Regions from separate parts of the Homo sapiens genome. Here region 1 is linked to region 2. The links are chromatin loops, found by intact Hi-C in ENCODE. Cell type or tissue: mammary epithelial cell. All regions are shown on one strand.

The links. A loop is a pair of places that touch in the nucleus more often than their neighbours do. Peaks named below come from ENCODE experiments on the same cell type or tissue, not always from the same donor. Only the 100,000 strongest peaks of a DNase experiment are listed, where the experiment ranks them.
Region 1: a loop joins it to region 2, with 17 times the contacts of the local background. A loop is called at or near these places in 4 of 110 quality-filtered maps.

What each region holds. Positions count from the first base shown.
Region 1 is chr1:40,607,560-40,615,559 of GRCh38, forward strand. No RefSeq gene overlaps it. Among named protein-coding and RNA genes, the nearest start is that of RIMS3, 54 kb to the right of the region's middle. RefSeq lists a silencer at 4,777-4,836. In mammary epithelial cell, a CTCF peak has its summit at 4,898 (motif pointing right); a DNase peak (open chromatin) is centred at 4,912; H3K4me3 peaks cover 181 bases.
Region 2 is chr1:40,999,136-41,007,135 of GRCh38, forward strand. It overlaps CTPS1 (CTP synthase 1), which reads left to right. Exons shown (of 19, transcript NM_001905.4): 10 at 1,894-1,982; 11 at 3,025-3,119; 12 at 3,979-4,041; 13 at 6,916-6,959. Among named protein-coding and RNA genes, the nearest start is that of SLFNL1-AS1, 11 kb to the right of the region's middle. RefSeq lists enhancers at 4,856-5,005, 7,750-8,000 and a silencer at 7,888-8,000. In mammary epithelial cell, a CTCF peak has its summit at 4,810 (motif pointing left); a DNase peak (open chromatin) is centred at 4,706; H3K27ac peaks cover 1,243 bases.

The DNA of each region.
Region 1 (8,000 bases), 390 kb before region 2:
GAGCCTTGGGCCCAGATAGGCCTCTTCTGCTCCTGCTAGGACATCTGCCCCAACAAGCCCTCACCAGGCCTGGTGATTCCCACACTCCACTGGGCATGCCCTCTGTCCCTACCAGTGAGAACCTGGCTTGTCCCAGAGCTCCTGGGAATGTGATACCCAGCATCCTGGTGACCCAGTGAACATGGAAGACACTGGATGATGACCAGCAGACATACAGCGTGGAGGGGCATCTTCCTCAGATAAAGGCCTCTTTTCCAAGACTGGGTTCTCAGCCACCACCATGTCTTGGTTATCTTGCTGCCTGAGGTTAGCGTGTGCCTCCATTCCCATTCCTTACATCAAATTTAAGTGGAGATCTTATTATTTGTACATGACAGATACTATAGGGATTAAAGTGCAGGAAAAATTGCAAGTAGACTCTGAATTCTGATTATTCCTATTCGTTTCAACAGTTAGGTCATGGGCACTCTGATAACACACACAGACACAGACCATCTTGCACAAATGGTTCACTGTTGCTGTCAGTGAAACAACCAGGTTTCCATCCAAGTCCTGGGGCTTGCTTCACAGAAAGCCAATGACTAAGACAACAAGTACTGACAGGGAAGAAGGCTTTTAGGCTTTAACTGGGTGCTGCAGCCAAGAAGATGGGAGCTCAATCTCCAATCTATCTCCTTAACTGGTTAAAATTAGGGGTTTATATAGCAGGGAAGAAATACAACAATTTGTTGGAAAACAGGAACTAGGGAGGGGTAAGGAAACAAAACCAGGGGTCTGGCATCTCATTATTTGGATGAGGCAATCTGGTGAGTTTCAGTTCTTTGATACTTTCCAAGAGGCCTCAGGGTCCTTTCTGGAGGAAGGAACTCAGATAAAAGGAATATAAGTTTCAAGCTTTCAGACCAGAAGGGTCAATTTCTATGTTTATCCAAGGTCGATTTCAATTTTTTTTTTTTTTGAGGCAGAGTCTTGCTGTGTTGCCCAGGCTGGAGTGCAGTGGCACGATCTTGGCTCACTGCAACCTCCGCCTCCTGGGTTCAAGCGATTCTCCTGCCTTGGCATCCCAAGTAGCTGGGACTACAGGTGCACACCACCACGCCCAGCTAATTTTTTGTATTTTTGGTAGAGGTGGGGTTTCACCTTGTTAGCCAGGATGGCCTCGATCTCCTAACCTCGTGATCCGCCCACCTTGGCCTCCCGAAGTGCTGGGATTACAAGCATGAGCCACTGCGCCTGGCCCAATTTCTATGTTTATCTCAAAGAATTGTCTATAGGACTGTGGGATCGGTTTCATTACCATTACCCAATACAGAGGGACCAGCCTGGAAATGTCAGGCAGCTGTAGCCTGATGGTGGTGTGAATGGAATACTCCTAAGAAGTTGTGTTTTCCCTGTCCTTTTATATAATCCAGACAACTCGATTTGGATCGCTTGATTTACTTCTATGTCATATTTATCCAATAAAGTCCATTTGGCCATAGAACACATTTAATCTTGGGATGAGGAAACATTCTTATTTTAACCCCTTAGGAGCAGAGGACTGAGCTTATCATTTCCCCCAGTTCACAACCTACTTTTATCATTGGCCTGGGCAAGGCCTCTGTTTTGTTTTATTTATTTACTCACTTTCATACCCATTTCTCACTTCTACCACCTTCTTTTAAAAAAACTCTCAAAATATTTTGATATGAATTTGTATCTATTCTTGTAAAATATGTGGTGTCATTTTGTGGCCATATCTTTAGTTTTTGCACATATTATGCTCTAGATTTCATTTTTTCTATCTTGTCACCCAGCACTCTATTTTTAAGATCTGTCGATGTGTGCATATGTCATCTGTGCTTCTAACTTCTGCACTGCATCCTTAGGGTGTCTCCTCCACATTGTCCTCATTCATTTCCCCAGTGGTGGACACAACCTAGGTTGCCTTCAACTCTGACCATGATGGACAGTTCTGAACTGTATACATGCCCACTTCTGATACATGTGAGAGTTCTCTGGGGTAGGTACCCACCACTGGGAGCACTGGATTGGAGGGCTGAGTTAGAGAAGAAGGCAGGGGCCTACCCTTAGAAAGACCATCACTTGACTTTCTTGAGTAATATCCAGGTACTGACAGGGACAGGAAGCAGAGAAATTCTAGGCAGAAAAGGGTCCCCAGAGAAACCCTACCCTCAAACTGAAAAGCCTAAACCACAGCCAAAAGTGAGAACTTATATCCCAGTTTTCCTGCTCAAATGTTGCCTTTTCCTAAACCACCATGGCCCTGCCCTGCTCCATCCTGTGCATATAAAAACCCCAGACTCAGCCAGTATATGGGACTATGGCTGGATGTTGGAGAGAAGCAGCTTGACTTCAGAGAGACAGCTTGATGGTATAATTTCAGAGAAGAATCTGGCTGGAGACAGCTGGACTCCAGGGGAAGATTACCAATCCTCCATCCCCTTTTCAGCTTCCCTTCCCACTGAGAGCCACTTTCATTGGCAATAAAATCCCCCACATTTACCGTCCTTCAATTCCTTCGTGAGACCTCATTTTTCCTGGATACTGGACAAGAGCTTGGGAGCCACGAATGCAGATACAAAAGGCTGCCACACTGGCCCTTTGCTCTCCCTGGCGGAGGGCAGCCGCCCCATGTGACAAGGCAAAGGGCCCACTGAGCTGTTAACACTTAAGCCATCCACAGACAGCAGAGCTAAAAGAGCACTACAACACGCACCCTGGGGCTTCAGGGGTCACAGGCAGCCCCACCTGGAAGCTGCCATGGGGCCTGCATGGAATTTGCTCCTGCCGGTGCCAGAGTGGCCGGCCAGTTTCAGCCACTCTAGTCCACTCATGCACTCCAGTTCCACCTGGTTCACTTGCACGCTCCCTCCTGTGAGGAGTTGAGAGTGGCAGGCTGAGTAAACAAGGCATCCCTGTCACGAGTCCCATGAAGGGGTCAGGGAAATATCCTGCTTCTGTACCATCTCATTCATATCCCAGGAATAATCCACGAAAATCTATTCTGACCACCAAGGCTTTCCCACTTTGAGAATCCACCTCCCGCAGGAAGAGGGAAGGTTTCCAGTGTTTCCATCCAAGCTATGATCAAAAGACCCCTGCCCTGGAATTTATAAGGTAATGGGGTTTGGGAGGTGATGGTGGTCTAGATCCTACACAACTGTAGACATCTGATTTTCAGATGATATATGTTGTAGGTGATTAGTGACTGGGCTGGTGGCACGGATCGTAAGAAGAATTTACCAAGATAGTTGTAGGTAAAAAAGGCAGATTTATTAGAGAAAGTATGAAAATATGTTGCAAGGGTACAATGGGCAGGCCAGCCAGAAAGGAGCTGACTGCAAAGAGACAAAGGCTTACTGGGGATTTTATAGGATGGTGCTGTGTGCTGAAGAGGGCTTTGTACAGTATTGATAATGCCCTGGTTACAGAGAGCTCACGTGCAGGTGTCTGGTGATAAGTTGGGCGCAGGAAGATTGTGAGTTATTTGCGCTGGGCCATGAAGAAAGGCAGATGTATAGCTTATCTGCTTTTTCTTTTAACCTTCCCTCTGTCCTGCCAGCCTGATTCATTTTCCCTAATTAGGAATCCACAATATATTTTTAAATTTTTTTGTAGAGATAGGATCTCACTGTGTCACCCAGGTTCATCTTGAACTCCTATCCTCAAGCAATCCTCCTGCCTCAGCCTCCCAAATTGCTGGGATTACAGATGTGAGCCACCATGCCCAGTCTCAGATGATATTTTAAAAACAGACATAACTGAGGTATAATTTACATGAAATAGAATGCACCCATTTAAAGGGTACAGTTTGATGTATTCTGATAAATGTATACACCTATGGAGCCACCATTCAGATACAGAACATTTTCATCATCCCCCCAAACTCCTTTGTGATCCTTTGTAGTCAATATCTCCACCCACCCCAAATCCTCAGGCAACACTAACTGACATTTTGTCCCTATAGGTTAGTCTTGTGTGTTCTAGAATGTCATTTAACAGTATTTACCTTTTGTGCTTGATATCTTTCATTCAGTATTGTTTTTGCAATACATTTATTTTGTTGCCTGCAGTGCAGAGGATTGGTTCTCGGAAGCCACAGATAACAAAATGCTTGGATGCTCAAGTCCTTTAAGTAAAATGTCATAGTATTACATGTAACCTACACACATCCTCCTGTATACTTTAAATCATCACTTGATTATTTATAATACCTAATATAATGTAAATTCTATGTAAATAGTTGTTATACTGTATTGTTTTTATTTGTATTATTTTTGTCTTGTTTTGTTTTGTTTTGTTTTTGAGACTGAGTCTCCTCTGTCACCCAGGCTGGAGTGCAGTGGTGCAATCTCGGCTCACTGCAACCTTTGCCTCCCAGGTTCAAGAGATTCTCCTGCCTCAGTCTCCCGATTCCAGGGTGGACCACCATGCCCAGCTAATTTTTGTATTTTTAGTAGAGACAGGGTTTTGCCATATTGGCCAGGCTGGTCTCGAACTCCTGACCTCAAGTGATCTGCCCACCTCGGCCTCCCAAAGTGCTGGGATTACAGGCATGAGCCAACCCACCTAGACTTATTTGTATTATATTTATTGTATGTTTATTTTTTAAAACATTTTTTATCTGTGGTTGATTGAATCTGCGGATGCAGAACCTGTGGGTATGGAGGACTAACTGTATTATCAGAATTCGTTCCCCTTAGTGCTGAGTATTATCGCATTATTGTAATACACCACAGATTGTTTTTTCACTGCACCTATTGCTAGATGTGACAGTTTCAATGTGTGGCCTTTCAACTCCAAATCTACCCTTCATTGCCTGTTCTGCATAGTGGCATAGCCCCATTAACCATGTCTCCTTTGCAGTGAGAACAGTGTTGGGTTTTGTCAGTAGATGGCGCTGGTAGGACACTGCTGGAGGGAGAAACTTCTGGAGCCAGTGTGCTTCACTGAGAAAGAGAAGTTTTGCTTCTCTTTCTCCACTAGTGCGCTGCTGCGAGGGGCAAATGCATGGGGACATCCATTAGGGTTCTGCCCTGGCTGTGCGTCCCCAGCACGTTCATGCCTCTGAGCTCACAGCCCCAGCCGTAGCCCTGTGCCCACCTCCCACAGCCCTCCCCACATGGACTCTACCCATCTCAGGCTTTGTACGGAGGTGAGCGGCCCTGGCCCTCTGACTCCCTGTGTGCCAGCTGCCAGCATGGCCCGCCAGCTCCCTGCAGGGTTTCCATGCCTCCCAGGCCTTCGATGACTCTGCCTGCGAGTAGGTTCCTGATTCTGACTCTCCCTGTGCATACGCCTGCCAGCCTTGCCTGCCTGTACCTGGGGGTGTTGCCTTGCTTACCTGAGACTCTAGACCAGGTTTGGGCTGGGAAACCCAGCACACTTCTTCACATCACATTCATTACACGTTTTCCAACAAGGTTCGAATCCCAGCTTTAAGGAGAGGGCCTTCTTCCAATGTGTTCCTTTCTTGGGCACTCTCCTTCAGCCTTAGGATAGTCTTTAGAGTTCCGTTTACACCTTCAGAATTACTCCTCTGCTAGAATTAATCTTTTTTTAAAAAAATAAATTTTAATATATATGTAAGGTACACAACATGATGTTATATAAGATGCATATATATAGTAACATGGTTACTATAGTGGAACAAATTAACATATCCATCATCTCACATAGTTACTCATTTTCTCCCCTGTGGCAAGAACAGCTATAATCTACTCATTTAGCAAAAATCCTGAATAAAATACACTATTATTAACTAGAGTCCTTATGTTGTACCTTAGGTCTTTCCATTTGTTCATCCTACATATCTGCTGCTTTGTATCCTTCGACCTACATTCCCCATTTCCTTCCCCACCACACCGACCCTGGTAACCACCGTTTTATTCTCTATCTCTGTATATTTGACTTTTTTTTAGATCCCACATATAAGTAAGATCATATATTTTTCTTTCCGTGTCTGGCTTATTTAGCATAATGTCCTTCAACTTCTTTCACGTTGTGGCAAATAGCAGGATCTCCTCCTTTTTAAAGGCGAATAATATTCCATTATTCCATTATATATAACATATATATAACTGTTATATATATATATAACTGGTTTATATATATCAGTTATATATATATATATGTTTATCCATTCATCATTGTTTCTATATCTTACCTGTAAGATATAGAACATTATCTTATAGGTAAAATAATGTGAATAATGCTGAAATAAACATGGGAGTTCAGATACCTTTATGAGGTGGTGATTTTATTTCCTTTGGGTTTATATGCAGAAGAGGGATTGCTGGGTCATATGGTTTTTTGTTTGTTTGTTTGTTTTGTTTTGTTTTGTTTTGTTTTTGAGATGGAGTCTCGCTCTGTCGCCCAGGCTGGAGTGCAGTGGCGCAATCTCAGCTCACTGCAAGCTCTACCTCCTGGGTTCACGCCATTGTCCTGCCTCAGCCTCCCGAGTAGCTGGGACTACAGGCGCCCGCCACCACGCCTGGCTAATTTTTTGTGTTTTTAATAGAGACGGGGTTTCACCGTATTAGCCAGGATGGTCTCGATCTCCTGACCTCGTGATCCGCCTGCCTTGGCCTCCCAAAGTGCTGGGATTACAGGCGTGAGCCACCGCACCCGGCCCATATGGTATATTTTAATTGGGATCATATGGTTATATTTTAACTTCTTTAGGAACTTCCTTACTGTTTTCCATAATGGCTGTACCAATTTACATTCAACCGTGTATAACCGTTCCCTTTTCTCCACACCCTTGCCAACGCTTGTTATCTCTTATGTTTCTGATAACAGCTATCCTAACACATGTGAGGTGCTATCTCATAATGTTTCTGATTTGTATTTCCTTGATGATTAGTGATGTTGAGCACCTGTTCATGCACTTGGTAGCCATTATTATGTCATCTTTGGAGAAATGGCTATTCAGATTTTTTGCCCCCCCCCCTTTTTTTTTTTTGAGATGGAGTCTTGCTGTCACCCAGGCTGGAGTGCAGTGGCGCAATCTTGGCTCACTGCAGCCTCCACCTCCCAGGTTCAAGTGATCCTTCTGCCTCAGCCTCCCAAGTAGCTGGGATTACAGGAACGCATCACCATGCCTGGCTAATTTTTGTATTTTTAGTAGAGACGGGGTTTCACCATGTTGGCCAGGCTGGTATTGAACTCCTGACCTCAGGTGATCCACCCGTCTTGGCCTCCCAAAATGCTGAGATTACAGGTGTGAGCCACCTCGCCCGGCCTGGTTGTATGAGTTATTTATAAAGCTTGGATATTAACCCTTTATATGATATGTGGTTTCCAAATATTTTTCTCAATCTGTAGGTTGTCATTTCCTTTTGTTGATTGTTTACTTTGCTGTGCAGAAGGCTTTCAGTTTTAAATAGTCCCATTTATTTGTTTTTGCTTTTGTAGCCTGAGCTTTTGGTGTGACATCCAAGAAATCACTGCCAAGACTAATGTCAAGGAGACTTTCTCTTATGTTTTCTTCTAGGAGTTTTACGGTTTCAGATCTTACATTTAGGGCTTTTACTCATTTTGAGTTGAATTTTTTGCCTGGTGTAAGATAAAGGTCCAGTTTCATTCTATTGCTTGTGAAAATCCTGTTAATAATTTTTATATTAAAATTTTCTTCAAATTACTGTGTGGTTTCTATATTCTGATTGAACCCTAACAGATGTATTAGACATTTGTATTGTTTCCAATTTGGGGCTATTGTGAATGAAGGGTTATATGTTTTCTTGCTATTGAGTTGTATGAGTTCTTTATAAATCTTGACTATATGATTTATAAAGAAGCTGCCATAAACATTCTTGTCTTTGTGCAGAAATATGTTTTCATTTTTCTAATAAACACCTAGGAGTGGAACTTCTGGGTCATGTGACAAGTACATGTTTACCATTATAAGAAATTGTCAATCCTTTCCCAAAATTGTTGCACAATTTTATATTTCCATCAAAAATGCTGCTCCATATACTTGCCAACACTTAATATTG
Region 2 (8,000 bases):
CATGGAGGGACACCAGGTTGGGTTGGGTAGGATGGAGAAGGCTCGGAAGGGGCATTCCTGTTAGAATAGATAGAGCACGTCCAAGGGCTTGGAGATGTGGAGCAGTTGGAAACACTGTGGATGGAAATTGTGAATTGGAGGCTGTCTGGAGACAGGCTGGTGAGGGCCTGCCCACAATTCCATGAACTGGGCCAAATCTGGGTCTTACCCTGAGGTTCAGGAAACTAACTGCAGGGTTTAGGTAGGAGATTGTAGAAAAGTGGTGAACACCCTAATTTAAAAAGTGGGCACGAGATTTGAACAGACACTTCCAAAAAAAGATGTAGGTGATAAACACGAAAAGGTGCTCAACACCTCTAGTTAGGGAAATCAGTGCAGATGAAGTCACAATGAGATAGTGACACAAACCCCCTAGAGCGGCTGAGTGTTAGAGAGGCTGTGGAGCTCTTACCTTGCTGCCGGGAGTGTAAAATGGCACCACCACACTAGAAAACAGTCTGGTAGTTTCTTATCAAGGTAGAGACGTGTGATCCAATAAGTCCATTCCCAGATACTCACTTGAGAGACTTGAAAACGTCCACAAAAAAAGATTTTTATTCAAATGGACAAATTATTCGTAATAGCTGAAATCTCGAAACAACCCAAATATTTATAGCCTGTCAATGGATCAATTTGTAATGGTTTATTTATATAGTAGAAACCACTCAGCAATGAAAAGGAAGAAACCAGGCTGAACACTGACTGGCTCAAGCCCATAATCCCAACACTTAGGGAGGCTCTGCTGTGGGAGGATCGCCTAAGACCAGTAGTTCGAGAGCAGCCTGGTCAACATAGCGAGACCCCCGTCTCTGCAAAAAAAAGTTAAAAAAGAAAAGGAACAAACAACTGATAAACACAGCAACATGGATGAACTTCAAAAACACTAAGCAAAAGAAGCCAGACACAAAAGGTTATATACTATTTGGCTCCATTTATATGATGTTCTATAAGAGGCAAAACGAATCTGTGATGATAGAAATTGGATCTGAGGTTGTTTGGGGTAGGAGGTAGAGGGGCACATTCTGGGAAGATGGTAACTTATGTTTTGTTTTGTTTTGTTTTGTTTTGTTTTGTTTTGTTTTGTTTGAGATGGAGTCTCGCTCTGTCACCCAGGCTGGAGTGCAGTGGCATGATCCCAGTTCACTGCAACCTCTGCCTTCCAGGTTCAAGCAGTTCTCCTGCCTCAGCCTCTTGGGTAGCTGGGACTACAGGTGCATGCCACCACACCCAGCTATTTTTTTTTTTTTTTTGTATTTTTAGTAGAGATGGGGTTTCACCATGTTTGCCAGGCTAGTCTCGAACTCCTGACCTCAAGTGATCCACCCGCCTCGGCCTTCCAAAGTGCTGGGATTATAGGTGTGAGCCACCACGCCCGGCTCATTCTATATCTTGGTGTGTATGTTTGACAAAACTCTTCAAAGTATGCACTTAAAATGCTTGTATTTTATTGTATGTGAATTATGCTTCAATATGGTAGAAAGAAAAAGAAAAAACCCACAAAAGCTGGGCGGAAGATGGGCTGAGGAGGCTGTCATTGAACAGAAAGCCCTCTAGAGTCTGCTGCAGAGGCTTAGCTGAGACCCGATCCTGAACACAGTAGAGTGCAGAAAGAGAGAGATTTGGGAATTTAATGATTTTGAAGGAAACTGTTGTATTTTAAAACCTCATATTTAAAAAATGTTTAAGTTATTAAATATATTAAGTTGATCACTTTAAAGCCAGTATTAAGATGATCACTTTAAAGCCAGAATCAAGAAAGACAACTTTGATAAAATGATAATATTATTTAAAAATTAAGAACGCACAGCCTGGGGTCACGAGCCTGCTTTTCTCCCCTGTCTGAATAACATCCAGTACATAGATTCTGCGGACTTGGAGCCCATCACCTCGCAAGAAGAGCCCGTGCGCTACCACGAAGCTTGGCAGAAGCTCTGTAGTGCTCAGTGAGTAGAGTTCGCTGCCTTGGGTTTCCAGAGTTCTTTTGGTTTGTTTTAATGAAAAAGTCCTCTTGTTTTCATGTGCCAGTAGTAGGTAATTGACTTGTTAAAATATTTTTTAATTGTTGAAAAGACTACATGCCATCTGATTTAATCCTTAAAAAATGCAGCTTGTCAATATCATTGGATCTGAAAAGCTGCTCTGATTTTGATATTGTTTGCCATATGCATCTATTGATGAGGCTCATTTAAGGATTTTTCATCCAGAACATTTGATGAGTACCCATCAGTAGAGTCTCATCAGTTGTTTTGGCAGCTGTTATTTATAATAGTAAAACATTAGCAAGAATTTCTGGTTCACTAGAACAGTTGAATATTACGGAGGTGTACACCTTCTTCTGAGTGTCTTGGTCAGTACGGCACACAGAGCTGATGAAGAAAGGCCCCCTTAGGGGAGCATTTTAAGCCAAGAGGTAAGATAAATTGTTAATATTAATATATGTATTTAAAATTTTGGGCTGGGCACAGTGGCTCATGCCTGTAATCCTAAAACTTTGAGAGGCTGAGGTGGGAGGATTGCTTGAGCCCAAGAGTTCAAGACCAGCCCAGGCAACATAGGGAGACCCTGTTTCTACAACAAAAACAACAAAACCAGCTGGGTGTGGTCCCAGCTCCTTGGGAGATCAAGGCTGCAGTGAGCTGTGATCACACCACTGCACTCCAGCCTGGGTAACAGTGTGAGACCCTGTCTCAAGAAAAAAAAATTGTGAACAACTCAGTACCAAAGATAGTGCAGTGGCAGTATTACAATTATGTATACTATCTTTTTCACTTGCAATAAGCATGTTCTTAAGTTACTAAGAAAAGTCCATAGTTTCATATGCAGTTTCTAAGTTGATAGTGTTTACATACAATTCATTGTCACAGTAGCACAATGTATGGGGTTAATTCATGGCTTCAGTGTCTTGGTAATGGCCCGTTAGGCGATTATTGCAAGTTGGACTGGTAGAAAAGGGGAATTGCCTTTGTGGTTTGTTCTTTTGTGCAGTGGAGTGCTGGTTCCAGGAGGATTTGGTGTTCGAGGAACAGAAGGAAAAATCCAAGCAATTGCCTGGGCTCGGAATCAGAAAAAGCCTTTTTTGGGTAAGGAGCTCTGCAGTGCAGTCTTCACTTAAGAGTAGGAAAGAGTGGGGAACGGTGCCACGTGGGAGCCTATGAACAAAGTGGGGGGATTACTGAAACATGCTGTCTTTGTGGATAGGAGCTCAAGTAGAAGCCTTCATGTTTTCTCTTTAGAGACAAATTCAGTCTTGGAAAGCTTATTTATGCTTATGAGCTACATGTAGATGTCGTGGAATTTTGAGAGAATGAATTGTGAATTCCTGTCCATTTAATGAACCCAGCTGTTTGTAGCACACGTGAGGTTGAGTTTTATATCTGCTCACTTGGCACAACAGCTGACTGTAATTGGACAAAATGATTTTGCATGCCTCCTGGTGCTGTACATTTTAGTAATTTTCAACTTGAACAATTATAAATAAAAACTTAATGAGAGAGGGTAAGAAAACTTGAATTTTAAAGTACTGAGGCTAGGCACGGTGGTTCACACCTGTAAACCCAACACTTGTGGAGGCTGAGGCAGGAGGGTTGCTGGATCCCAGAAATTTGAGGCTGTAGTGAGCCAAGATCTCTCCACTGCACTCCAGAGTGGGCAACAGCAAGACCCTGTCTGGGGGGAAAAAAGTACTGAATAGAATATCACTTACTTCTAAAATCGGATAACTTTGCAAATCTAGAATTTTCATCTACTTTACATGCAGTTTTTGAAATCTAATACAAGTAAAGTGTAACAGCAGAGAGTACTTGTTCATAGCAGGAAGTTATGAGTTTGCAATTATAATTCTCCAAATAAAGGACACAAAGGCCATTGCAGAGGCTGCTGGGAAAAGTAGGAGCTGCCTTTTCAATGGAGTTTTGTTTGTTTTTTCCCCCCGACTGGAAGGCGTGTGCTTAGGGATGCAGTTGGCAGTGGTTGAATTCTCAAGAAACGTGCTGGGATGGCAAGGTAAGCGTGCATTAAGACACTCATTCAATTCCCGCTTGTGTATTTCTGGAGGATATGAGGCCTGTTGCCGCCTGGGTGATCAGGAGCTTTGGAGAAGGGCAGGCCTGGGTTCCTAGCACCTCATGGTGTGCCGTAAGGGAGCTGCCTTGCCTCTTGAGGAACAGCACGGCTCCTCCATGCAGGAAGGAGGGAGCACAGCCAGACTCCCTCCTTTGCCTTCTGCCTCTGTGTTCCTGTTCTTGAGATTCTGTCACTTTGATCACCGTGGCCACCATCCTGAAGCTGGTGCCTGGTGTGAAGTCCTTGTCCTAAGTGAGGCTTGGGCAGTTATTATGAGAACCTGGGCTCTGGAGCTATTGAAACTGGGCTCAGATTCCAACCTTACCGCTTATGGGTGATTTTAAGCAATTTACTTAGCCTTTATGGGCCTCCGTTTTTTCTGTAAAATGGGAGTAATAAAGGTACGTACTTCACATGATTAAGGGAGATAATGTATGTAAATAGTCTCTAGTAGTGCCTGGAAAATAGGGAAATGCTCAGATAATATCAGCTCTTCGCCTAGCTGTGTATTACTATGTGACAGACCTCCCTAAAGCTCAGTGGCTCCCAACAGCAGTGACTTCTCATCTCAGTATTCTGTGGTTTGGCTCAGTGCCTGGGTTTCAGCTGCACGTGGTGTACTATCTGAGATGGCACACTCCTGCCTTGTGTTCAGCTGTGAGCTCGGCCCAGCCGGGACGTCAAGATGCTGTCTCCACCTAGTGGCTCATCATTCATTAATCCAGCCCAAGCTTCCTCACACAGGGTGGGCAGCTGGACTCCAAAATGACAGGCCTGTTATGCAGGCACTTATCAGGCCTGCTGATGTCCCGTTGGCCAAAACAAGTCACGTGGCCAAGCCCCGAGCCGGCAGGGGAGGAGAACACACATGGGTGTGAAGACTGAGCATGCTGCACTGGGGCCACCCTGGAATGGTCCACCACAGCCCATTTATTCTCTGTAGCCCACCCGACAAATACTAGATTTTCAGAAAGACCTTGTAAATTCTGTGGAAAATAAAGTAACCTGAAGGAATGTAAAAGCAGTTTGACTTTATAAAGAACAAGTGACTCTGGTGGCCAGCATATGGTTTAGGGCTGGGTTTCATTCACCCTTTCCCTGAGAGGCTGCTTCACAGTGACCTGGCGGTGTGGCTTAGTTTGGTAGACAGCATGCCCTTGAGTGCTGGCTTCTGAGTCCTGAGAGGCACTGTCTTATCACCCGCCACCCCAGAGCTGGCTTTCTGGTCTCCCTGGATCCTTCACAGCCCCAGACCTCTGCCTCTCACTTAGGTTCCCAAATGGGTAGGTGCTTTGGTGATGAGCTTACACTTCAGTTGAGACTGGACCCTGGTTCAGGCCAGGAGGAGAACAGTGCCCAGCGTTCACATAGTACCAGGAACTTGGTCCTTTGCCTTTTGGTCTTTAGTGGTTTTGCTTTGGTTAGACGGTAAGTTCAATGAAGGTTAGAAAGGTTGAGTTGAAATCAGTTCATTTCTGACTGAGCTATTGAGTGAAACAGTTGAGTAGGGCTTTGTATTAGCTGCTGAAGATGAAAGAAGTATAGAAGAAATAGTACTTGTTTATCTCAGAGAGACAAGAGTCTGAAACATTAAGACAATATAAAAACTTGGCTGGGCATGGTGGTTCAGGCCTGTAATCCCAGCACTTTGGGAGGCTGAGTTGGGTTAATCACTTGAGGCCAGGAGGTCGAGACCAGCCTGGCCAACATGGAAAAACCCCATCTCTACTAAAAATACAAAAAATAACCAGGTGTGGTGGTGTGCGCCTGTAATCCCAGCTACTTGGGAGGCCAAGACATGAGAATCACTTGAATTCTGGAGGTGTAGGTTGCAGTGAGCCAAGATTGTGCCACTGCACTCCATTCTGGGTGACATAGTGAGACTCTTGTCTTAAAACACAAACAAACAATATAAGAACTGTCACAGGCGGGGCGCAGTGGCTCACGCCTGTAATCCCAGCACTTTGGGAGGCCGAGGCAGGCAGATCACCTGAGGTCAGGAGTTCGAGACCAGCCTGACCAACATGGAGAAACCCCGTCTCTACTAAAAATACAAAGTTAGCTGGGCATGGTGGTGTATACCTGTAATCCCAGCTACTCGGGAGGCTGAGACAGGAGAATCGCTTGAGACCTGGAGGTGGAGGTTTTGGTGCCGAGATCACGCCATTGCACTCCAGCCTGCCCACACTTGTTGCCCACAAGTGTGAAATTCTGTCTCAAAAAAAAAAAACTGTCAAAGATACAGTATCTAATTAAAAATTACTAGGTTATGCCATTAGTTTTGATTTTCCCATTTTGTACTGATTGACTTTCCAGAGAGTTATACTTAACGTAAAAAAATTCACGTGTGTGTGGGTTGAGTATTTTATGTCTTAAAAATGCTATTTATTGCCGGTCTGGTGGCTTGCACCTGTAATCCCAGTACTTTGGGATGCCAAAGCAGGAGGATTGCTTGAGCCCAGGTGTTTGAGACTAGCCTGGCAATATAGCCTTTGTCTCTCCAAAAAATGAAAAAAAATTAGCTGGATGTGGTAGTGTGCCCCTGTAGTTTGACCTTCTTGGGAGGCTGAGGCTGGCGGATTGCTTGAACCTGGGAGTTCAAGGCTGCAGTGAGCTATGATCGCACCACTGCACTCCAGCCTGGACAACAGTGAGATCTCGTCTGGGGATGAGGTCAGGGGGATGCTATCTTTAGTTTTTGTTCTAATCACTGATCTTAAACTGAGGAGGGAAGTTGTGTTTAGAGCTTAGCAATGAAACTATTAATCACTTTCGTTTGTAACTATTTTCATAACAAGTATTTTGGTATTTCAGATGCCAATTCTACAGAGTTTGACCCTACGACCAGTCATCCCGTGGTGAGTCAAGTGTTTGAACCTCCACAGGGCTTAGAAGGGTGTAGAAGGGGCATTTATGAACGTGATTGATGATTAGAGACAAGAAGTGAGACTGCTTGAGTCCATCCCAAAGAACCCTGAGGTTTTGGGCACTCAGACCTACCAGAGAGGAAAAACTTTTCTTTTTCATTATGTAATTCCTCCCTAATCTTTCATTGACCACAGAAAGTTTTTAAGACAGGTACCAGCCCAGGAAACTGGAGGGGATTCCTGATTAAAATTCTTCTCCATCCCTACTCCCCTCAACTCCCAGAACACAGTATAGATACTAATATGAGACCCTGGCATGTGTACTTACTGTGTGCCAGCCGCTGCTCTCACTGCTTTCATATGTATATTTTATATTAATTCATGGGATCCCCAGCCATAGTCCTGGGAGAACTGCTGGGTTGGAGCACTGGTTGGCTTAACCGTATCCAAAGATTTTCCAGGCTGGCGTACCTTGCGTTAGATTTCATGCCGAGGGCATGTGGCATTCTCAGCCCGCTGTACTGTTAGGCACATGGAGGAGGGACGATGCCTTTAATCACCTTTGAATTCCCAGCCCAGGGTGACAGGGATGTAAAGGGAAGGGCACTTATTTACGTTTTTCAGCAGTCAGCAAATGTGAATGCGTACTATATGCTGGGACTGCCCTTGTCACTGAGGACACCGTGCTAAATGAGACGGACAAAGTTCTTGATCTCACGGCACTTAGACAGCATCACTGTGTTTGTTGACCTGAAATTGAACTTTGCTGATACTAAGGCCTCAGGAGTGGACCAGCAAATGTTTTGCAGCATGGGGCTTTGGGGTCAGGAGGAACAGGGCACAGAGAGCCTGGAATCAGAAGGTGCCTGGGAACGCTGGGCTGAGAGGTGGACTGGGCCATCAGTGCATGGCCCACCCAGTCCTCAGATGCTTGCTAAGCTGCAGGGTGCTAGCCCTGCATCCCTTGCCTTTGAGCAGTCATCAGGCTAGCTGGGGCGATGACAGACATGTTATGACACATCCAGTCCGTGT